Linked DNA regions of Homo sapiens: all the other regions are linked to region 1. A link is an interaction called in ENCODE POLR2A ChIA-PET data of the cell type or tissue named here. Cell type or tissue: MCF 10A. All regions are shown on one strand.

What was found. ChIA-PET counts read pairs that join two places held together with the same protein. Peaks named below come from ENCODE experiments on the same cell type or tissue, not always from the same donor. Only the 100,000 strongest peaks of a DNase experiment are listed, where the experiment ranks them.
Region 2: POLR2A ChIA-PET joins it to region 1 with 8 read pairs; 2 of 35 experiments call an interaction of 5 or more read pairs at or near these places.
Region 3: POLR2A ChIA-PET joins it to region 1 with 9 read pairs; 2 of 35 experiments call an interaction of 5 or more read pairs at or near these places.

What each region holds. Positions count from the first base shown.
Region 1 is chr4:184,842,584-184,850,583 of GRCh38, forward strand. MIR3945HG (MIR3945 host gene) reads right to left here. Exons shown (of 3, transcript NR_132989.1): 2 at 7,912-8,000; 3 at 713-2,342. LOC105377587 (a long non-coding RNA gene) reads left to right here. Exons shown (of 3, transcript XR_939564.4): 3 at 1,539-1,623. Among named protein-coding and RNA genes, the nearest start is that of MIR3945, 4.5 kb to the right of the region's middle. RefSeq lists a silencer at 6,839-6,908 and an enhancer at 7,977-8,000. In MCF 10A, no CTCF peak of the experiment used is centred here; a DNase peak (open chromatin) is centred at 3,078.
Region 2 is chr4:184,907,196-184,915,195 of GRCh38, forward strand. It overlaps the pseudogene TRPC6P7. Among named protein-coding and RNA genes, the nearest start is that of LINC01093, 12 kb to the left of the region's middle. In MCF 10A, no CTCF peak of the experiment used is centred here; a DNase peak (open chromatin) is centred at 4,316.
Region 3 is chr4:184,788,839-184,796,838 of GRCh38, forward strand. The region is part of intron 2 of ACSL1 (acyl-CoA synthetase long chain family member 1); the gene reads right to left. Among named protein-coding and RNA genes, the nearest start is that of ACSL1, 33 kb to the right of the region's middle. In MCF 10A, no CTCF peak of the experiment used is centred here; a DNase peak (open chromatin) is centred at 4,413.

The DNA.
Region 1 (8,000 bases):
CACCATGTTGACCAGGCTGGTCTCGAACTCCTGATCTCAAGCGATCCACCTGCCTCGGCCTCCCAAAGTGCTGGGATTACAGGCATGAGCAATAGGACTGTTTCTTGAATGGATGGGATTGGGTGGTGGTGATCATGGGGGAAGAAGAGTAGGAAACTAGAGGACTCAAGAATGACTTCTAGGTATTTGCCCTGAAAAAAAACAGATGGATCATGGCGCCATCTATTAAGATGAAAAAGACTTAGGTAGGAGCCAGTTTGCGGGGAAAATAAAAAATTCTGCTTTGGAGATGTGAAGTTTGAGATGTCTATTACTCATCTAAGTGGAGTTTGCAAGTAGGCAGTCAGATATACATCTCAGGGGAGTTCAGGGCTGAAGATTCAAATTTGGGAGATGGATTTTTGTAAATCTCCCACCTCCTTCTCAGGCATTAGTTTAAGATAAGGAGAGGGTAGAACTGCTCCTTGACTTACCAGAAATGAGGAGCAGATGCTATTTGTTCACTTGTACTTTTGTCCATCCCTCAAATATTTATGGAGTACTTTCAGTGCTAGGTACTGTGCTGACTTTTATGGACTGGATGAGCAGATACAGGTACAGACACCGCTCTCATTGAGTTTGACATCCAGGGCTGTGCAGTAGAAAGTGAGCCTACTACGTAAGCTGAATTTTCTAATGGCCATGTTGAAAAGGTCAAAAGAAAGAGATGAAGTTAATTTTAATAATCTATTTTATTTAACCCAGTATATCAAAAATTAGTATCATTTCAACATGTAATCAATATAAAATTACTGAGATATTTTATGTTCTTTTTCTCATACTGTCTTCAAAATCTGTTGTGTCTCTTACACACAGCACATCTCAATTCAGACTTAGCCGCATTTCAAGTGCTCGATAGCCTGGATCTAGAAGATGCTGTAGAACTTGGCTCCCTGATGTCTAAACCCCTCCCTTCTCTCCTGCCCATTGGTGATCTCCAGACCTTCGGGGACTGTTGGGAGCTCCAGTGTGCTGTAAAATAGTGAGGTGTAAACCTTGGGCACACAGCCCCAGAGCAGAACCCCAGTCCACCTTGCCCAAAGTGCCAGCAATGGCAGCCTGATGATAGAGGTGCCATCATCACACAGATCAGTATCCAGCTGTTCCTAGCCACACCTGGATTAATTAGTGACCACTGGAAGATAATTGCTGTGTTTTAAAACTGAGAGCATTGCCACCATGTACCATGGTAAATATATTTGTTAACAAGATAAAAAAAATGTTTTTTAGTAAAAGCAACTTCAATCCTGGTGTCTCCCCCGACAACTCCCCTTGTCCTGTTTTCCTGGCACTGGGTGCTGACTACTAGGCAGCACTTCTTCTCTGAATCCCACCGCCTGGGCACAGGAGAGATCAGAATGTGTTTGGTGAATGAACGAGCTCAAGAATGGGAGGCTTACTCTGTGACTTGCGGGAGGAGAATGTGTGGGATTTTTGACATTGGTTCCTTCTTCAGATGACAGATACAGACAATGACGAATGCTCTCTCTTCTTATCAGGAGAGCTCAACGTGGGCGTTTCTTTCTGTAACAAGTATGCATCATGGCTGGCTGACTCCTCCCCATAACAAGCAGTTTAAAGGTGAACGGAAATGGATCTTGGCGATAGCAGCTTTTGGAAGCCTAGGCGCGGCACAGAAGGTCAGACAGGAATGGCTTGTCTTCCACTACAACATGGGGCTTCATCGGAAGCACCGCTGCTGAGGAACAACCACCTCCTCCTGACCATCGCAAGCTGCCCAGGAAGACATGCTCATAGCAGTGTCCGTTTCCCTGCCTAACTTTCCACCAGAAGATTCCTTCATGTCTACGGGCGGACCCAGGCCGATCTTGGAATGCATGTTTAAGTTTGTCTGACCTTTCTATCTTTTGCCTTCCTCTTCACTAGAGAACCTGAGCACTAGGTTCTCCTGTATTATTTATTTTATCTTATTCTTTTCTTTTTTTTTTTTTTTTTTTGAGGCAGGGCCTTGCTCTGTCACTGAGGCTGAAATGCAATGGTGTGGTCATAGCTCACTCCTCGGCTCAAGTGATCCTCCAGCCTCAGCCTCTAGAGTAGCTGGTATTACAAATGTGCAGCACCACAGCCAGCTAATTTCTTTTCTTTCTTTCTTTCTTTCTTTTTTTTTTTTGTAGAGATGGGAGTCTTGCTGTATTGCCTACGTTGGTCTCCAACTCCTGGGCTCAAGTGATCCTCTTGCCTCAGCCTCCCAAAGTGGTGGGATCACAGGTGTGAGCCACCACATCTGGGTAGATTCTTCTTTAGGTTCCTGAGCCTGGAGAGATGGCCTGCAGGGGCATCTGCTGCAAAGGAATGAGATAAGCTGTGATAATCTGGGTCCTCCAAGAAGCAGAAGCCATAGATTTTATCAGGGAGCTGGAAAAAAGTGGGATGACCATTAGACTGCAGTGCAAGTCTGACTCCAAATGAAGGAGAGGAAAGGTTGTATGGAGGCCTCCTTGGCTCTAGGGAAAGTTCAGCAAGGCAGAAGAGAAGTGCTGAGACAACATTCTAGGCAGAGGAGCCCCATGTCTCTCAGGAAGGGGGCTGCCTAGTGCCCCTGCCATGCCCCATCACGGGTGGGGAGCAGCCCATGGAAAGGGGGGGTCTCAGCACAGGCCAGGATGGATTCAGAGCATGGAGTGGCAGCTGGTGCCCTGGGCCAGATGCGCTCCCAGCTGGAGGCACTTTCTCACAACTGCTGTGTAGGCCTGGGTCCACGTTGTTTCATGAGGAAAAGCCATGCGGGTGCTGCCTGGCACATATGTAGAGCAAGTGCCATATGACACGGTGGAAGGTGCCCTGGAATTGGCATCAATGTCCCAGGTCAAGTCCCTGATCCGTCACTTATTATTAGTTCATGATCTTAGGTGAGTCACTAAACCTCTCAGAGCCTTGGTTTCTTGATCTTAAAACAATACCTGTCTTACAGTATGGTTGTAGAGTGAAACTAGCTCTTGTGAGAAAGAGTGCTTTGTATAATGTTGACACAAATGCACACGTGGTAACAAAAGCAACAAAGCACAACTATTAAAGACCAATGACAGGAGCTCTGGAATTTTGCTATAAGCAGTCTGTGGCAATGATAGAGATTTGTCTGTCTCTGTGGTTATACTTGCACGAAACTGCACACCATGCCAGTATACAAATTCCACAGTGTCTCAGTCATTTAGCAGATGTCAGTTGACTTGACTGTTCTGGGCAGGTATTTATACAAATAAAAAAATAAAAAGCATTTCAGAAAACCCTATTTTTTTTTTAAACAAAAGATGGCTTTTCCACAGCTGCTAAATAATTCAAAGTCAGCAGTAATTCATAGTGAGTCAGCGGTAGCTTCTTACTGCTTCCCACTGCTTTTTTTCCTTTTCTGCTTGTAAGATGAAGACACTGGCGATGAAAGGGCTGAGATGTTTTAGTTCCCGGAAGTCCCTTGGTCTTTTTTTTTTTTTTTCTTTTGAGATGGGGTCTCTCTCTGTCTCCCAGACTGGAGTGCAGTGGTGCAATCTCGGCTCACCACAACCTCCACCCCCGGTGTTCAAGCAATTCTCCTGCCTCAGCCTCCCAAGTAGCTGGGATTACGGGCACGTGTCACCACGCCCGGCTAATTTTGTATTTTTAGTAGAGACGGGGTTTCTCCATGTTGGTCAGGCTGGTCTCGAACTCCTGACCTCAAGTGATCCACCCGCCTCGGCCTCCCAAAGTGCTGGGATTACAGGCGTGAGCCACCGTGCCTGGCCGCTTGGGTTTTGTGCTAGCGAAATATTGAGATCTGTAGGCTGTGGAGCAACCTGTTAGCGATGATGGGTGAGTTCACAGGCAGAGGCAGTAGCTCCAAGGCCTCAACCAGAGACCCAGATCCCAGGGCAGTGTCACTCATTTTGTCAACGATTCTAGGGGATGGGGAGACAGGAGCTGGAAAAATAAACCAGAAAGACTTCATGGGTTTATTTCTAAATAGATGAAGGTTACAGAGCAAGGTAAATTTTATGCAGGAAAAACGGGTGGCAGTAGATGATCTAGTGTTAGAATCTCAGCATGGCCCTGGGGCTGGGAGCAAATGAAATTAGACGTGGGATTAGTGGGAACCAGGTAGCCAAGGGTGGAGGCCTAACCAGAATTGAGTGATTCACACCATTAACAATGACCAGCTGTGAAGAAGCAGATCACCCCACCTGAGGACAGCCCCGAAGGAAGAGGTGCTTTTACCACCACCCAAGGATGAAAGCAGTGATTTCTCCTTCAAATCCAGCCCCAAAGCTGTGGCTCTCCTCACCAGTTTTCCTTTCCTTCTGGCCATGCAACCTCTTCTGCTCCATGGCCAGTTCAGAGGACACATGACTCCAGCAGGAGGGGACAAACCAGTCACCATTCAGGAGCCTGAATAACCAGGGCTTCTGACACCGTGGGCCTCAGACTACCCACATCAGCACCACGTGGGCAGCTTGTTAAGGAGGCGACTGCATGAGCCCACCCAGATCTGCCTGTTCAGAATGTCTGGAAGGGGACTCCAGAACCTGTGTGCCCCTCCCGCATCTTCCTCAAGGCATTGTTTTGCACACAAACATGTAAGAATCACCGGGCGTGGTGGCTCGCACCTGTAATCCCAGCACTTTGGGAGTCCGAGGAGAGAGGATCACGAGGTCAGGAGTTTGAGACCAGCCTGGCCAACATGATGAAACCCTGTCTCTACTAAAAATATAAAAATCAGCTGGGCATGGTGGCCCATGCCCATAATCCTAGCTACTCGGGAGGCTGAGGCAGAAAAATGGCTTGAACCTGGGAGGCAGAGGTTGCAGTGAGCTGAGATCCCGCTACTGCATTCCAGCCTGGGCAACAAGAGCAAAACTCCGTCTCAAAAAAAAAAAAAAAATTGTGAGACCCAATTAAATGATCTCTAAGCTGCCAGATCAAAAACACTGTGACTTCAGAATCCCAGTTTAAGAAAAATGATCTTATTTCTCAGTAATTTATAATTTTAAAGGTTTAATCTTCTTTCTCCCCTAAGTATTATCTCTCCGTCTTTAAGTCCCAACAAATTATTTATAAAATAATGTATGGGCTGGGCGCGGTAGCTCACACCTGTAATCCCAGCACTTTGGGAGGCCGAGATGGGTGGATCACCTGAGGTCAGGAGTTCGAGACCAGCCTGGCCAACATGAAGAAACTCCGTCTCTACTAAAAATACAAAAATTAGCTGGGTGTGGTGGCATGTGCCTGTAGTCCCAGCTACTCGGGAGGCTGAGGCAGGAGAATCACTTGAACCCAGGAGGCGGAGGTTGCAGTGAGCAGAGATTGCGTCATTGCACTCCAGCCTGGGGGACAAGAGTGAGACTTTGACTCAAAAATAGTAATAGTAATAATGATGATGATGTGTGAAGTTTACTATGTGCAAAAACCTATGTTTTGCATGGAGGAAAAATATATGAGGCACCCTGCCCTTAAGGTGCTTCTAGGCTAGAAGAGGAGCTGAAAAGGTGTGGAACCAACTTTGCCACAAGGCAGAGAGTGCTCCCAGGGCTGATAATCCAGGAAGGGGTCAGTTGATAAATATCCTAAATCTCAATCCTGGCAATAAGTACTGTATAAAAGATAGAATCAAAGGTCTCCAGGATTTCAGAAGAGGGAGATAGGAAAGCCGGCGGGGGCAGTGAGAGAAGCTTTAGAGAGGAAGCAGCATTTGAGAGAGGACTTTAAGGATAAGTCGTATTTCAGTAGGCAGAAAACATTCTGGAAGAGATGGCATGAGAAAGCCATAGTGGTGGGGAATTGCAAAGTGTACTGCAGAACAGGGGGAAGCTCATTTTGGCGTGAGTGGAGAGGGATTTCACTGGAAAGCTGGGATGGTGTATCAGTTATCAGTTGCTGCATAATACACCAGTCCAAAATCTAAAGGCTTAAAACAACAATAGTCATTTCTTTTGCTCATGGATCTACAGCTTGTCTGTGTTCCACCCTGTCAGCTTAATGGGACCTGGAGAGACCACTTTCAAAGTGGCTCCCTCACATGGCTGGGAAGTTGGAGGGAGCTGTCTGTTCCTTTTGTGGGCTTCTCTATGGCTTGAATTTCCTCACAGCAGTTTGATTTCAAGAGAGCCAAGTGAAAGCTGTATTGCCACTTATGACGTAGCTCTTGGAGTCATAGTATCACTTCTGCTGCGGTCACAAGACGACATCCAAATTCAAAGAGAGGGAGCAAAGTGTCCTCTCAGTGGAGGAGTGTCAGAGTCACCATAAGAAGAGAATGTGGGAAGGGAGGTATTATTGTAGCCAATTTTGGAAAATACATGTAAAACTCTTAACGCATGAAATACACAAAAACTCTAATCAGGCATTAAATAATAATATAAATTTAAAAAAAACACAAATTTCATTATATATCACAATAACCTTTCAAATAGGCAAAGCAAATATTATTTGTATTTTGCAAATAAAGGAACACAACTGAGAATTGGAGTAGAAAGGTGGATTTGCAATGAATTTAATGAAGTTTTCACTTTTAGAGCCCCTCACTAGCACTGACACCTTCTTCCGAGGCCCCAGAGGGGACCCAGAATTGTGTTCACATGGTCATATGTTTCGTAAATGTTCAGAGGTAAAGTATCTTTACTACAACTAGTTAAGTCTGCTGTACCTTCACTTCAGCCTCCCTTCCATCACATCCCCTTGCGTCAGGTGTTACTGGGCATTTTGGAGACCCAGCTAAGGGGAAATTGAGTTATAGCTATATTTAGTTTTGGTGGAGTAGGTTATAATGATGTGGTTTTCAGTAACTTCAACACATGGTTAAGTTATTACTGGGCACCCCAGTGTAGAAATGACTTCCAGGAATACTCCTATGGCTTACTGACTAACTCAAACAGCATTGTGACACTAAAGTCCAGGACCAGAGGTCATACTGTGGTATGACTGTATCTCCTAGTACCCAGAATTCGCATGAAAATATATGGGTAGTGGAGAAAAACAAGGTTTGAAAAGTACATCGCCAGAAGCTAGTCTGTGGAGAATTCTTCCAATCAGATATAAAATTACAAGGACAATACCTTTGTGTATAGTTCTGGCTTTTAAAATCTTTTTAATGTTTCACATATTCAAAGAACAAACTTAAAATGAATAAGGTCCGGCAAGGTTACAGGATTAAGAGCAATGTACAAATATTAATTGTATTGTATACAGTAGCAATGAGCAAACCAAAAATGAAATTAAGAAAGTAATTTCACTTAAGATAAAAATTCTAAAATACTTAGAAGTAAATTTAACAAAGATGTACAAAACTTATACTGTGAAAACTACAAAGCTTTGTTGAAATAAATCAAAGAAGAAACCAAATAAATGTAAAAACAGTCTATGTTCATGGATTGGAAGATTTAATATTCTCAAGATGTCAGTGTTAACATAACAAGATGTGTGTTATACTTTAGTTTTTAAAAAATGGCCAAAAACGTGGTGGGATAGTTGAATATGATTCATCCTTCCCAGACCCACATGACCTGAACACTGTGATGCGTTATAATGGCAGGGAGAGGAATTTTGGATTCAACCTGATCTGAATTGGAACCCTGGCTTTATTATTTACTAATGTATGTCTTTCCTCATTTTTTCTTGATGTTGCTGGTTCTGATTTTCTTCATTTGCTCAATAAGGATGATAAATAGCTACTCCTCAGGGTTGCTGTGGGGATCAGATATGATACGAGTAAAGGGCTGGCACTACTGGTTTCCTAAACCCAACTCCCTTCCATCTTGCCCATGTCCCATGCAGGTATTGGAAAACCCAAGCATTGACTCTCCAGACCAGCCTCGCACCTAAGAACGCCGTGGGATGCAGTTTCAGACAGTGAGAAATCTGCTGGGGATGCCTGGGAAAGGGACATACCTGGCAGGTGCCGCTCCATGGCCTTCTTGCTGCCTTGAATTGGGACATGAGCCTGAGTCGCAGCAGCCGTCTTGTGACTGAGAGGTGGC
Region 2 (8,000 bases), 65 kb after region 1:
ACCAGTATGTGCTGGGCACTAGGGAGAGGTGCATCAATCTAGGGCTCAATTTTTAGTTAAAAACAAACAAACTTGAAGGGTGATTTCAGAAACTAATCAGATTGTCTTGTATGTCTAGTGATCAAATACTAGATTTTCCAAAGTACTACCTTAAAGCAACATTTATATCTTCAGCAATAACTGTGCCTTCACCCTACCCCAGCCCATGTCTGTGAAAGGTGGCCATCTTGTGGATAGGTAAGTTCTGGTGTGTTTGTTAAAAACAGCATCTCTCATGATTATGTAAATCATACTCTTCAGGGAGGCAGCAAGTTAACTGGACAAGAAGGATGTGATTCTGTGTGTTTTCTTCTGGATTTATCCAAATGGAGCTGGGTAATGGGAAACATGGACTGCGTGTTCTTTCACTCAAGCAAATCACACCAGATCTGTGATTTGTTCTCATGCTAAGGGTTGCACAGACTTCCCGAACACGGCCTCGGGACTCTTGTGTTTTAGGTAAGAATGCCTGTTCTGCCGACATTGGCCCTGGTGTCCTCACTTCCTGTCTATTTGGAGCTCTGTCCTAGAGGGCTGTCGTGTTACTAAGGCAACCAGCAGTCCTCTGTGAAACGTTCCTAATCTTTCCTGTGGAAACACAATTTCTGTCTGTGCTGTGTGATCCAACTTTTTACATTAGCCCATAGAATTTTAGCAGTGCTCAGGTTGAAGAGGCTAATTTCTACCTCCCAAACTAAGTGATACCCCAGAAGACAGACCAATGGGCAGAGTGTACAGGGATGGTAAACCCACACTTCCTGCCCCACCCTAAAAGTACTTGTCATCCCTGTGCTTTTCAAGAGAGCCCAGACTACCTCACACCTTCAGAGGACATTATGTCCTCTGAAGTCTTGGAGATCCACCTCTCCAAGAGAACTGTTTAATTTGACTATGTCTTCAACCACACCAACTAGGATCCTTATCCCTTCCTGTCTCTTAAAGGTGATAGAGTGGTCCAACCAATGTTCTGGGTATTATCCCTAAATGAAATAGGAGTCCCAGAAAACAAACAACTGGCAGTGTCAAGGGATGCCCTTTTCTAAGAAGGCCATCTAGCCAGCATGTTAGCCTGAGCCCTTGGCCTGTTGTGGTACCTCTAGAAAAAGATGTATTGCTGTAATAAGGGCACTGGGGTAAGAATAGAGTCCTGCCTGGCCTTACTCCACAACAGTTCATCCAAACACACAATGACATATGTGTTCATCTGAACACACAATAAAAATTGATGTGGAAGGCCGGGCGCAGTGGCTCATGCCTGTAATCCCAGCACTTTGGGAAGCCGAGATGGGTGGATCACCTGAAGTTAGGAGGTTGAGACCAGCCTGGCCAACATGGTGAAACCCCATCTCTACTAAAAATACAAAAATTAGCCGGGTGTGGTGGCGTGTGCCTGTAATCCCAGCTACTCAGGGGGCTGAGGCAGGAGAAACGCTTGAACCTAGGAGGCAGAGGTTGCAGTGTGCTGAGACCGTGTCATTGCACTCCAGCCTGGGCAACGAGAGTGAAATTCTTTTTCAAAGAAAAAACAAACAAAAAAAAAAGAAAGAAAGTTGATGTGAAGACACATCAATGAAATGTGTGTCCATCTGAATGTACAATGAAAATTGATGTGAACACACATCAGTGAAATGGCAATCATAACACTGACTTCACACGGTTGCTTTTAAAGTCCTTTGTAATCTTTGGTGCATTCTACAAGTTTTATTTAAATCTATAGGACTGTTCATCTTAAGGAAAGTATTAGCAAAGTTTTCTAAGGAAAAAAACAAGACAAAACCCCCAAAAGTTGTTTTTACAATTTAAACCTTCCAAAGAACAGGATAGTTGTGATTCTCATAGGCCTACCTGTTGGGGTGATCAGACCCAACACCAGGTCGTGGGGGTGACAAAGTCCGGCAGAGTCAAAGGATTGAGAAAAAGACAGTTTGAGAGAGAAAGGTGGGACCAGGGGGCCATCACTAGTGTATGGAGGCTGCGAAGTCCCCGAGCTGTGGGAGTCCATACTATTTATTGGTAATCCAACAAAGAAACAGGTGGTGAGAACGTGGAAGTCAAAAGGGCAGGTGCATGATCTACAGCTGTGATGGTTTAGCATGTATAAGGAACATGTTCTGCTACTTGAGATAATGGGAATACGAGCCTAGGAGGGCTAGCAGCAAGGAGCCAGCAAGTCTAGACACATTTCAGAGGACATTATGTCAGTCATGCAAGCCCTGCCTCAGTCTTTTTCCCAACACTCAGCCTTTTCCCAACATGCCCCATTTCTCTTTTTTGAAAACGAGAAGGTATCGTTATTACTATCCTTATTACTAGCATAAAAGGTGGCCTCTTTTAATTGAGCAAGACGATTGCAGGCTGTGCAGCCCTTAATTGCCAGTTGGTGATCCAGCTTTATTTTTCTTAGCTCTTATTGAAACTGGAGTCGCTCTGGTTTGAATACTTCCCACATATCTCCCCTTTCCCTTTCACAAGAGGACCCTTAATCCTAGGGGTTGCAGAAGGATGAAGGTCCGTCTTCTGTAACTTCTTCATGCTGAATAGGGGTGATGATATTCCTGCCCAACTATTAGGGTCTCTTGTATTCAGGGTAGAGGGGAGCTGAGTCACAAAGCATTGGTCTATTAAACATCGTGATTCTGGTCGGTCCTCATTCCTTCTTTGCATTCAGATTCAACTGGCTCATGGCTTGTACTGGGGGGACCCGGTCCAAGGTTGGGATCTATGGGTCCCTCCAGTCTCCCATTCCATGGTCATACACATCTTGAGGGCATCCACACAGTTCATTCATCTCCTGCAAAAACACAAGCATAACCTCACCCCCACGTTAGTAAATCTACTGAAACAGAAGCAAAAACTTTCGTGGCTGTAGCTGGGAGACCACTGATAATGAGAAATAGGCCCCTTCTAACAGAAGGCACAGGGAAAGCAAATCAAGGCTTTTCAAAACTTCAATTAGCATTGTACAGGTGGGTCCACTAGATGCTATGGCTCATGATAGATCTTCAGATGTTTGGTGGGCACCCACACAGGCACCTGATTGTCACCTGGAGATACACAAGCAAATCCTCTTTGCCATATAATTATCTTTCCTTTTTCCCAGCTCTTTGTTTGTGACCATATCTTTTTCTAAGGCCTGCGGCATTAAGATGAGTTAAAGAATGGAATGCTTGTGCATCAGCAGAGACTGCAGACACCAGTGCATCCACCCTTTGATTAAGTTTAGTTAAAGGACCAAAAGGTCCTGTAGGAGAGAAAAGAAAGAGCATTTTTATCCTTACCTCCATCCCCTCTATTCCTTTTATATTTGCCCTCTCAGATTTTGATTGGATTTTGAGCCATAGCTAATTTCCATAATTCAGAATGTTCTTGTCTGTTCCTGTAAATCTCTGCTAGTCTTTGCTAGTCTCTAGTTTTGTACCTCTCTAGGGCACTGACCTTATATTGCTAGTCTTTGCTTTTGTACTTCTTTAGGGCACTGATCAGTACCTCTTTAGGGCACTGACCTTATATTGCTAGTCTTCATCTATCTCTCTATTTATCTCCATCTCTCTACTTAACTCTGTCTCTACTTATCTCTACCTATTTATCTCTATCTCTATCTCTATATTTATCTCCCTTATCTCTACTTGCTTAGTTCTACTTACTTAGCTCTACATCTTTCCTGGAAACCTTTTTTATGACCCTGAGTAGAGCTCAGAAATCTACCCTTTAAGCTTCAGCAAGAGACAAAACAGGGACCCTGGACCTGGTACCAGATTGAAAGGAACAGGAAGTGCTCTCCCCTCCCCAAAGCAGGAAAACCAGAGTTTGGCCCTTGCAGATTTCCACTCCACATCAGCGTCATCCTCAATTTCCTGGAATGAATTGTTGATCATGGCAATTAAGATATTTAGCAAAACAATGACCATTGTAACATTATAGACTCCATAAAGAACATAACCAATGTTTTCAATGAATTTGTGGTTATCATTGTAACCACTGATTTCACTTCAGAAAGTCCACATATAGCCCAGAACAGTGTCTTAAAACTCTGTTGTGAAGGCTTCATTTTGTCTTGCACCAATGTAGGAGAAGAGGTTGAACATTCCCATCATAAAGACCACAAACAGCACAATGAACACATTCAGCCCATATCATGCCTGTGTGCTCGTTAAATCTGTTTTTCTCTAGCAGAGGCAGGTTAACCATGAAACTGAAGCTTCAAGATGACTTTACTTGCCCTACGCAAAGCAGCCTGTGATTTATTTTTTCCGGGACTACTGCCAACCAGGCCTGTGTGTCAATCTGTAAGCATGCAACAGCAGGTCTACTGTACATGTAGGTCTTTTGTCAGACACTTGATTAACCCAACATACAGCCTCTCCTGTTGGATTAGTACTACCAAAGCCTCCTGTTCTTTTCACCAAGCTGCTTCCCAGCTTTATGTCAACAACTGAGCAATTCTTTCTCCTAGGGAAGCAGACCACAGAGTTGAGGAACTAATAACTAATTGAATTTCTCTGGTATAATCAGAACCAATCATTCCCGTATGCAGAGTGACACCTCTAGCTCTTTCAAGTAGTAGACCGACTTCCTGAGGACAAGAGTTCCCCAGCTCCTGTGGGGACCCTCTCTGGTGGCTCCCCAGGAAGCAGGGAAACGGGGAACTGTGCTGCAAAGGTTCACAGCAGCAATGCCCGCTGCAGCGGGAAACAATTGTTGCCGTTTGTAAGGGCCCTGGCTGTGCCAGATATGCCTCGGTTTATTGAGATGCTCTCTAAATAAACAAGCCTCAGATTCCACTGGGTCTTCATACTACCAATTGCTCCAGGTTTTAATGTTGCAACTATAGGAAAGGTAAGTTTTGCAGCTAATTCATTTACTTGCCCATTAAGGGGAGAGAGAGGAGGTGGCCATTCACTTAATTCAGCAGGTGGAGCCCACGGGCTACTAAAAAATACTTTTTTCAGATTCCCTTTGTTTTCTTTAATTTCCTCCATTTCCTGTTCCTCACATTCAGAATCTGAAGTTTGTTTTTACACTCGTCCTCCTCTTCTTCATCTGAATCTGCCTCATCATCCGTTTGAAATGGCTCAAGAGCTGCTTCTGTTAGTGCCCACATTGACCAAACTGAGACTAGAATTTTTGCTCCATCTTTATACACTTTTTAAAAATCTCTGCCAATTCTCTCCCATTCATCCAGCTCCATAGTCCCTTGTTCTGGGAACCATGAGCAAAACTGCCTTACTGCGCTAAAGAGTGAGTGATAAATTCTGAGCACTAACTTTCATTCCCCCTCTTTGTAATAATGCCTTAGGAAATTTAAACAAGCAGAATGTCTGCTTTCACTTTGTCCCTTTGTTACCCTGGTTCTTGTGAGTGCTCAGCTTTCCAGCCAAGCTTCTTTTCGACATCCTCAGGTGTCCTTTGATGAGGCGTCCTTTGCTTTCACATGCTCTGGTATTCCTTCACCAGGATCTTTGTTGCCCCACATTGGGCGCCAGAAATGTTGGGGTGATCAGACCCAACACCAGGTCGTGGGGGTGACAAAGTCCGGGGGAGTCAAAGGATTGAGAAAAAAGACAGTTTGAGAGAGAAAGGTGGCACCAGGGGGCCATCGCTAGTGTGTGGAGGCTGCGAAATCCCTGACTCTGGGAGCCCATGCTATTTATTGGTAATCCAACAAAGAAACAGGTGGTGACAATGTGGAGGTCAAAAGGGCAGGCACATGAGCTACAGCTGTGATGGTTTAGCATTTATAAGGAACATGTTCTGCTACTTGAGATAATGGGAATGCAATCAATCTGGAAGCCTAGGAGGGCTAGAAGCAAGGAGCCAGTTAGTCTAGACACACTCTGGAGGACATTATGCAAGCCCTGCCTCAGTTTCCCTCCCAACACTCAGCTTTTTCCCAACACCTACCAACCTCTGAATATCAGATTCAGCATGTTTCTCTCTAAAAATCTTAAGTACAGAGGCCAATTCATAAGGATTTTTTTTTTTTGAGGCAAGATCTCACTAGGTCACCCAGGTTGGAGTGCAGTGGCACAATCTAGCTCACTGCAACCTCTGCTTCCCAGGCTCAAGAGATCCTCCCACCTCGGCCTCCACAAGTCACTACACCCAGCTCATTTTTCAATTTTTTGTAGAGTTCTCATAGTATTGCCCAGCCTGGTCTTGAACTCCTGGACTTAAGCAATCCTCTTGCCTCAGTCTCCCAAACTGCTGGGATTATAGGGATGAGCTACCATGCCTGGCCAGAATTAGCAGTAGCTGAGATTTATGTATTATGTATAGCAACCCGGGAGCTGGCTCAGATGTTATCCTGCAATAAGTACACAAAGCTGCCTTGAGAATTGGACAGAAAGCACAAGCAGAGACATAGAATATGTGCCAAGCAAACTGGACAAACAATCTGGTAAGTCAGTTTATTTTGAGTCAGGTGAATCTTTGACATGGGTTAAAAGATATTAAACAAATTATTTTTTAATTTAAAAAAACTGCATAATAATATAAATAAAACCAGCCTACTTGAATCCACTTAAGAAATACAAATGCTTTCTTAAGTTAGAAGGATCATCTCTTTCCTTGAATATAAAATGAAAGATTAAATTTTTAAAAAGTTTAAAATTAAATTCACTTATTACACAATGTTCTTAACATATATTTTTCCTGGCAGGTAAGGTGAGGTGAAAAGTTCATTTGAACTTAGACTTGAGTTCAAGTTTTAGTTCCAGCAGTGATCAGGTGTGTGTACTTTGGCAAATGATTTAACTTTTTAGAGCTTTATATGCTCTGATGCCTATAAAATAGCTTTAATTGTGAAGTGGTTAAATGAGATGGCATTTATTAAGTTCAGAGCTGACTACATATTTTGTCCAGCCCAGTGCAATATAAAAATTCAGGGCCCCTTGTTCAAAAAGCAGGAAAAAAGCTTTCTCCTCCTCCAATGTTCACTGTCTCCACCTGTCTGGGTATTTTGTGACAAACTCCCTTAGGCACAGATAGATTCATCATAGGGTGGGCAAGTGAAGACCCCAGCATGCTCCTCATACCCAGAGAACAGGAGAGCACAGCCAAGAACCCAGCCCAGGGAGGTGGGAGGTAGGATCCAGTGAGTGTAGGCACCAAGCTCCCCTCCCAGGTGGGCCCCCAATTGTCCCCTGCCCAGGAAGCCAGCCCTGGGCAATGGATGTTCTTATCATAGGGCTCTCCTGGCATTTAGACACAGAGATTGAAATGTTAATTTAGTGTCTCCCACCCGCCAGAGGATTTTGTGAAGATTACAAGAGATAATATGCTTGAAATGTCCTTTGCAAATTGTAAAGCACTCAACAATGTAAACTATTGTCTTTTAAAATCAAAATTTGTCTGAAACGGATAGCATTTCATTTTCTGCTTAGCAAGGCAGTGACAGAGAAAGTTTGCAGTAAGAGAAAGCTGCATTTTAATTTTACAAGAGATATTTTTAAAATATCACAGGAGTTTATTGTACAGATTATTTCATCATTCAGGTACTAGTGTGTCTGGAATTGGTTCCTTCTTGTGGGTTCTTGGTCTCGCTGACTTGAGAATGAAGCTGTGGATCCTGGCAGTGAGTGTTACAGTTCTTAAAGATGGTGTGTCCGAAGTTTGTTCCTTCAGATGTTCAGATGTGTCTGGAGTTTCTTCCTCCTTGTGGATTCATGGTCTCGCTGACTTCAGGAGTGAAGCCACAGACCTTCGCAGTGAGTGTTACAGCTCTTAAAGGTGGCACATCTGGAGTTGTTTTTTCCTCCTGGTGGGTTTGTGGTCTCGCTGACTTCATGAGTGAAGCTGCAGACCTCCGCAGTGGGTGTTACAGCTCATAAAGGTAGTGCACACCCAAAGAGCGAGCAGCACCAAGATTTATTGTGAAGAGCAAAAGAGCAAAGCTTCCACAGCGTGGAAGGGGACTCAATCAGGTTGCCAATGCTGGCTCTGGTGGCCGGCTTTTATTCCCT
Region 3 (8,000 bases), 54 kb before region 1:
CTTATCTGTAGTGAGAACACTTAAAATCTATTCTCTTAGTAATTTCAGGTATATGGTACATTGTTATTAACTACAGTCACCAACTAATAGTGAACATGGTCACCATTTTTATTAAAAATAGATGTCCTGAACTCGTTCCTATTATACACCATAAATACACATAATTTGTATTTGTCCATTAAAAAATAAAATGCTTAAAAATTAAATATAAAGTCTAATATGCCCCTGTGGTATCCGCACCCCTCTAGGCGGCCACCTGCGGAACAGCTGCCCAGTGAGTGAGTGCTGAAAGACTGCAGTGCAAGATGTGCTGATGTAAACCAATCATTCGCCTGGAGGTAAACACAGGCTTCGGGGAACCACGGCTAAGTCAGAAAGATGCCTGAAGAGAGAAAACAGGTTTACAGACCTACAAGTGCTGGTCCTGCCGGATAAGGCCAAAGAGAGCAAGAGAAGAGCCACAAACTGCCACCACTACACACATTGACAGTTCTCAAGCCACTGCCATCCACAGCACAGAGGACTGATCCTGTTCAGCTCTGGTGGAAATGAAACCCCATTTGGTTATACTTCTAAAATGTTACCTATATTCTTTTTGAGACTATTTCCACTATTTTATCTCCTCACCAAGCGCAATATCATCTGTTAGAAACTTCACTTTCTTGCATAGCATCTCTAACAGTTAAAATCATCAGCTACAAAACATATGCATGTGCAGACACAGGTCTTTATTAGTTTTAGGTGCAACATTTATAGGTGTGCAGATTTGACATCGCTGTGCACCTTTCTCTAAGTCGTCTTCATCTGTTAGCTTCCTGAGTATATTTGCTATGTGCAAGAACTCCTAATGATGGATAAGGCGGCAGGGCCTAGCCTCCCACAGTAGCAGCAGTAGTCTTTACAGGTAGCAGGTCTCCAATGTGAGCTGCTGAGTCCTCTGGGGCCAAAGGACACTGTAAGGCATCCAGACATCCACAGAAAGCCAAAAAGCAGTCTTTAGAGACTGATAAATAAAAGCTCAGTGACTATGACGTTAGAGCCTACCTTTTTTTTTTTTTTTAATTTCAGAGAGGGGCCTTCACTTTTACAACAGTCTGGAAACCCTTGGAGAAATTAGACTGTGATATGATAACCTCTGGTACCAAGAGGAGAGAGCTGTCCAAAAGTGGAAGAGATCGTTTCTGGCTTAAGGTGTGATGAAACAAAACAGGAGACACCAAAAAGAAGTGTGGAAAAGCTAGGTCTCAGAGTAGGGCGGCAGGCTGAGGAGGGCCGCGCTGAGGAGGAAGTGGATGGGTGCCAGGGGATGAACTCACAGGGAGACCCTTTAGAAGGGGATGACTGCCTGATCTGTTTCCATGGACTCTTCTATTTTTATTAGGATTATCCATTTCTCTTCCTACAAGCTCTTTTGCTTTTTGTCCACCCTTAAGTTATAATGTATATACTGTTTAAAAACATTTAAGTGATACAGAAGTATATCAAGGAAAAATGATGACTATTAGTAGTTTGGTAAATTCCTCCCAGTCTTTTTTTTATGCTTATACATTTATAGACATTCTGTCAATATCTACTGTGTGCTACATGTGTGTATTTCACTCTTGATCCCAAACTGCTAATAGTTTTCTGGAGTAAATATGACCTAACCATATCTTTTAATCATCACAATGTCTTCTCTCTCGGCAGAAACTTTCTAACACCTATGGCTGTGATTCCAAACATGCTTACTAACTACAGCACACTACTTTATGAAGCAAAAACGTTATTCTCTGTGTGCATAAGAATGGGAGAATATCTTTGCTTAGTGTCACGCATTATTGTTACTTAATCGCTGAGTCTGTTTTCTTTTCTGTAAAATGGAGACATCATGAGTCCACTTCCAGGGTTATTTTTTGTTAAAGAGGAACTTTCCTGTAAAATATGATTGTGTAGAATATTACTTGTGCACCCGATAACATGCTCTAACTACAGTACAAGTCCTCCATCACCTCAGTCTTGACTCCAACAAATAGCCTGAAATTCAGAAGCAATTTTGTGGCTTTGTAGTGAATATCAGAAGCCTTTTCAACCCATGAAGCCACCAAACACACCGAAGGCACCAAGGCTAAGGTAGGAAGAGAAAGGGGGAAAGGACAAAATGAGAGAAAACAGGAAGAATGAGTGGGTGTGAAAAGAGATAAGAAAAGTACCAAGTATGATGGTGAAGTGTGGTTGTCTCAGCATGGCCTAGACATGCAGGTGGCCTGGCCGCCCACAGGGAGGTCCTCACGATGCTCTGCTTACAAAGGTGCCTTCTATACCTCTTGACACAACAGAAATGCATTCATGGTCTTTTTCAGTGCTCTCTCTTCAAAAGCAACACCACTTTCTGCACTCTGCAGAGGAGTTCCCCTAGCTGTGAATGGGCAGATGGGGATAAGGTGAACAAGACACAAGCTTGTTCTGAAGGAGCCCACGTCTTGTCTCTAAGTGACCACAGGGACTCCAGGGAACCCTGGCTGAGCAGAAGAGTGCAGGGAGAGTCAGGATGAACAGACAGAAGCAAGCCTGAAATCTCAGGTGCACAGGCTCATTCTAGAGCCAAGCTTCTCAAAGTGTGCTCTGCGGAACACCTGGCACTGGTTAGGAAAGCAAATCACACCAGACCTGCTGAATCCGAAACTCTGGGGATGCGATCCAGCAATCTGTGCTTTAAGAAGCCCTCCAGGGGATGCTAAAGTTTGAGAAGCACCTTCCTAGGGACAGCAGGTTTCCAGCAGGGAAGTTTTCAGCAGGGAAGTGGTGAGGATGGGCTAATGGGTTAGAAAGAAATCTACAAGAAGCGTAAGCAGTGTGTGGAACAGGAGGGAGGGAAGAGACTGGGGAGAAACCAACTCCTACAGACCTGGATAGGGCAGTGGGAGTTGGGAGCCGGGAAGGACCAAGGCACTGGGCGTGCTGCAGCACTCAGGAACAGGATTTAACAGGTAATGGGGTGTAAGCAGAAAGAAGGAGGGCTGAGAAGAAAAACTGTCCCCTTTAATCAAATAGAAGACTGGGTACTGGGGGTAGGCTTCAGAAAAGAGATGAAGTTTAGCTTTGGACATACAGAGACCATATCCCTTCAAGACAGGTCAACCACCTTGGTCAATGTCCCAAATTTTATTTTGAGAACCACTGCTCTGGAGGACCATTTTATAACAAACTTTTAGCTAAATAATTTTTTAGTTAGGTTTAAGTTTTTGGTGGTGTATAATCTTCTGGAATCCGAGAAACATGGAGGCAAACAAGCTAAATCAAAGTTAAAGAAGTGAATGATATCCCCAATAAAGCAACATCTTGACATGTAACCTGGGGCAAGATATTTATTATTACCCTAATTAGCAATTAGAATAATGAGAAAAGCTTGAAAATGAAGCAGTAAATGAGACATCTGTCAAAAGGAGACACTAATTGAAGGCTCGATGATACGGGATAAAAGGTCACACTGTCACTCAGTTGTCAGACATAACTGTAATTTCAAGAAAGGGGGTTGAATAAGAAGGGGAAGGGCACAAAACATTAGGATCTGTGCTTCAAAATCTGTGGCTCTATGAAAAGACCACACATTCTAATAATGAATTATTTTTTTTTCCCGAAACAGGGGCAGGCTCTGTCGCCCAGGCTAGAGTTCAGTGGCATTATCAGAGCTCACTGCCGTCTCAACCGTCTGACTGAGCTCAAGCAATCCTCGCACTTAGCCTCCTGAGTAGCTGAAACCACAGACACGTGCCACCTTGCTTGGCTAATCTGTTTATTATTTGTAGAGGCAAGGTCTCACTATGTTGCCCAGGCTGGTCTCAAACTCCTGGGCTCAAGGGATCCTTCCGCCTAGGCCTCCCAAAGTATTGGGATGACAGGTGTGAGCCACTGCGCCTGGCCCAGTGTTGCTATTTTTTGAACAGAAATGCTATATTTAAAAAAGGGTGTTAGCAACCTTAGTTATATCTACACAAGCAAGGGGTTGCAAGCTGAGTGCTGGGAAGCAAAGCTGTAACAATTGGAGTCTGAAATGCTTGTAGGTTTTACAAGACAGAATCACTTCAAAAGCTGGGGACTTAAATACTATATTAGGTAAGTCCACGTAGCTATTTCTAGGGACGCCTATTTAAATGAAAAATAGCTTAAATTTGGCCCTTACGGCCTTCTGACATAACCTACTGATCAGCAGGCAGTGTGTGTGGGTCGCTTGGGCTCAAGAAACAGGGCAAGCAAAGCAGACAACCCCAGCTGAATGTGTAGGAAATCAGTCATGAGCCAGTGAGTCAGCAGGCTTTAGGAGTCTTTTATTCCTCCTGCTATAGACCTCTTTAATGTGGTTACATAGTGTTCCCAGTTAAAAAAAAAAAAAAAAAAGATAGTGAGTCAAACCCACTACAGTGAAATCGGTGGTCATGAGTATATTCCGCAACATCTCTACAAGCTCAGGTTCCTCCTGAGGTCAGTCTCCCCACAAGGGCTGAATTAGGAAACAAGTTCAAGTCCCCCTTGGGGGCAGGAAGGGCAGGAAAACCGTGAACATCTGCATATCAAAGGTTTCCGAGGCCAGAACTCTCACCAATATTTGACTAACAGGAACGCGATGGCCAGTTATTTTGTGCCACTCTCCTATTTAAGTGCAAAAGCAAATGATGCCGTTGAGGATTTCTTAGGGGTAGAGAAGCCCAAGCTTTACCACTCATAGACTCATTCATCTCCATCTCCAAATGGGCATCTGCCAGCCATAGCAGTTAAATGCCCCTTGTGTTGCTACTGTTTATGCAGGAGAGGGATAGGGAGGTGGACGCAGGGCGAAAGTGAGAAGGGAGAGTGAGAGAGAGGAGGGCAAGGAGTAGAAGGGGGAGAGGCAGAGCCAAGTAACTTCTAAAGAGACTGCCAAAGACGTGGCTGGGTTCTAATGCGGGATCCATCTCTAGGGTGCAAAGGAGCATGTAGAACCACAGTCCGGGGGTAAAAATGATTCCTTTTTGTTCCTTCTAATACCTAACATGTGGTCTATACAGCTGTTCCCCTTCAGGATACCCAAATCCAGATGCTCAAGTCCCTGATATAAAATGGCATAGTATTTGCATATAACCTATGCACATCTTTCTGTATACTCTAAATGGTCTCTATATTACTCACAATACCTAATATGATGTAAATAAGTAGCTGTTATACCGTATTGTTCAGGGAATAATGACAAGGAAAAAATGTCTGGCAATGTTCAATAGACAATACCATCCATTTATTTCCATGGAATATTTTTAATCCACGGATACAGAGCGCCAACCGCGTCCTTCTCAGCATTTACATTTTACACGCATCTTAGCCTGCTCAGAACTCCATCATGTGCTTCTTTTTGTAAAGACACAAAACTACTTTTCCATCCAGTGACCTTTCAGAGAGGAACTCTGGCCATCAATTCTCATATCTAGCAGACTACATCTTTGATATATTACACTAGGTCTTTTAAAGGCCAGCCCCTGGGCAACTCCCCCTCCACAATAATTTCTAAATGACAATGGACAGATATTTTTAAAATTCCCAGATTCCCCCCAATACAGTGAACTGTAAATGTCACAAGGTAACAATGAGGCCTCACGCTCACTATTCGTACTCACTACTGAACTAGCTGACTTCCCAAGATCCTTTCCTCCCAGCTGAGCACAGAAGGGCAGAACTATCCTGACACTGGCATGCAGGAAAGATGGGAGGTGAGTGAATGTGTATGGAGCCTGCTAAAGGCCAGCCCCTCTCCAGATGAGGAAGCTCAGACTTGGGGGGGCTGCTTCCCTTCTCAGTCCCATGTCCACCACATAGTGGAGCAGAGCTTCGAACCTAGCTCAATGAGACATCCAGGTACGTCAAGGTTTGCTTGGCGGTTCACAGGCAGGTCCCAAACATGCCCACACCTCCTTCGTCTGTGTGTGGAGACATCCTTCATCCTTGAGGAGGCGGGGTCCAGGTCACCTGTGCCTGGCTGGGTTTTCTGATTTTTCAACACTTGCTCCTAACCCTCAGAACCTTTTTTCTTTTCATTCCTAGTCCATCTCCAGTTTCCAACTTCCCGGCTCCCCACTATCCCAGAGGATTTGCTGAAGAGGGACGGGGGTAGGGGTAGGAGGCTGACACGGTACTTCGCAAAACATCTCATCACCAGAAAAAAAATCAGCTGACCACAAACCCGCCTCAATGAAAGGGAAGAAAATTTGAAGTCACAATGTCCAAATTCCTACAAATACACATTGTTCCAGAAAATAGGACTGCCCGTAGAAATTTACATGCCAACCATTTGAATATACAAGGCATCTGCTTCACTTCTGCCTAGTTCAAAGGGAGCCACATTCCCATCTACTACCTTTGGTCAGCTTTTGGACAATGGGTGCTGAAGGTGTTTTGTCAAGAAACACAGCCTACGCTGGTCATTTTTCATTTGGCACCAGTTGGTTCCATCTGGCTATTTTTAAACATAAGTAAATATTACAGCACGCATTTCCGTCCTTTATGCGTTTCTGTCATCAAACACGTTCTCTGTTTAATGAAGCCTGTGAGAAGCGACATCATTTGTACAAAATCAAATTGTGTTTTCAGACCTGCTTTATCATATTCCCTACGTATCTGTAGTGACCTTTAGCTTTTTCTTCCTGGGTAAAGAGAGCCCGGAAATAGTTTTTTAAATATAACAATCAACCTCTTTCTTTCTTTAAATTCCTAAGCCAGGCACTTAATACTCCTGTGGCCTGGTCTTGGCATAAAGATCAGAAACTCTGCCTTCAGTTCTCACCCTGCAGGCCACCCCACCCAACCACCACTGCTCATTACCAGCTCTAACACTTTTCCCACCTAATTCAGCCACCTAAAAGCGTCCCTAAGTCAGCAGACAGGTCTTACAGTCTCTTAGAAAGCAACTCAATTGTTTCCTGTAATGTAGATTTGTAAGAAAATGTAATTTAGCAAGGTTTTTCATAACTTGTTATTAAGAAGCTCATTAAGTTTTAGAAAAGGTGCTGAAGTTACCTCAAGGCATGAAAATGCTGATGTTTGCACCCTGCCAGAATAACATTTCTAAATAAAAACACCCCCTCTAAGCATAGTCTCTCCATCCCAGCTATGCTGGTTAATACTGAGTGTCAACTTGATTAGATCGAAGGATATGAAGTATTGATCCTGGATGTGTCTGTTGAGGGTGTTGCCAAAGGAGATTAACATTTGAGTCAGTGGGCTGGGAAAGGCAGACCCACCCTTAATCTGGGTGGGCACAATCTAATCAGCTGCCAGCATGGCCAAAATTAAAAGCAGGCAGAGGAATTTGAAAAGACTAGACTGGCTTAGCCTCCCAGCCTACATCTTTCTCCCGTGCTGGATGCTTCCTGCCCTCGAACATCAGACTCCAAGTCCTTCAGCGTTGGGACTCGGACTGGCTTTCTTGCTCCTCAGTTTGCAGATGGCCTACTTTGGGTCCTTTTGATGGTGTGAGTTAATGCTCCTTAATAAACTCCTATATATCCATCCTATTAGCTCTGTCCCTCTAGAGAACCCTGACTAATACACCACCCCACTGCCCCAACTGCCAGGATCGCTTGCCGCAAATGTCCTCAAATGCTGGAATACTTTTCAGGAATTCTCTGAGCACAACGTCAGCAAAGTTGCTAGGGGTAGAATTAAAAGGGGAAATCTTTGCTCCCATCTTCATTTGACCATTTGCACAATTATGTTGCTATCAAGACCATGGAATAACAGGCCATGGGGAACACTGACCCGGAATCTGCAATCACATATGGTAATAAATGGAAGTTAATGCCTAAAAACATCCCAGATTTCCATAAGGATGAAGGATAGGGATGTAACCAGAGCATTGGATCAGGAGATTCTTCTGAAGTCTCACACAGGCTTCTAGTTAAATACACATCGGATAACTGATTTCTGTTCCAAAGCTTCCCAGAGATGAGAATTAGGTTTACATTTACAAATGACTGTAGAAACAGTATTTATTAGGTCAT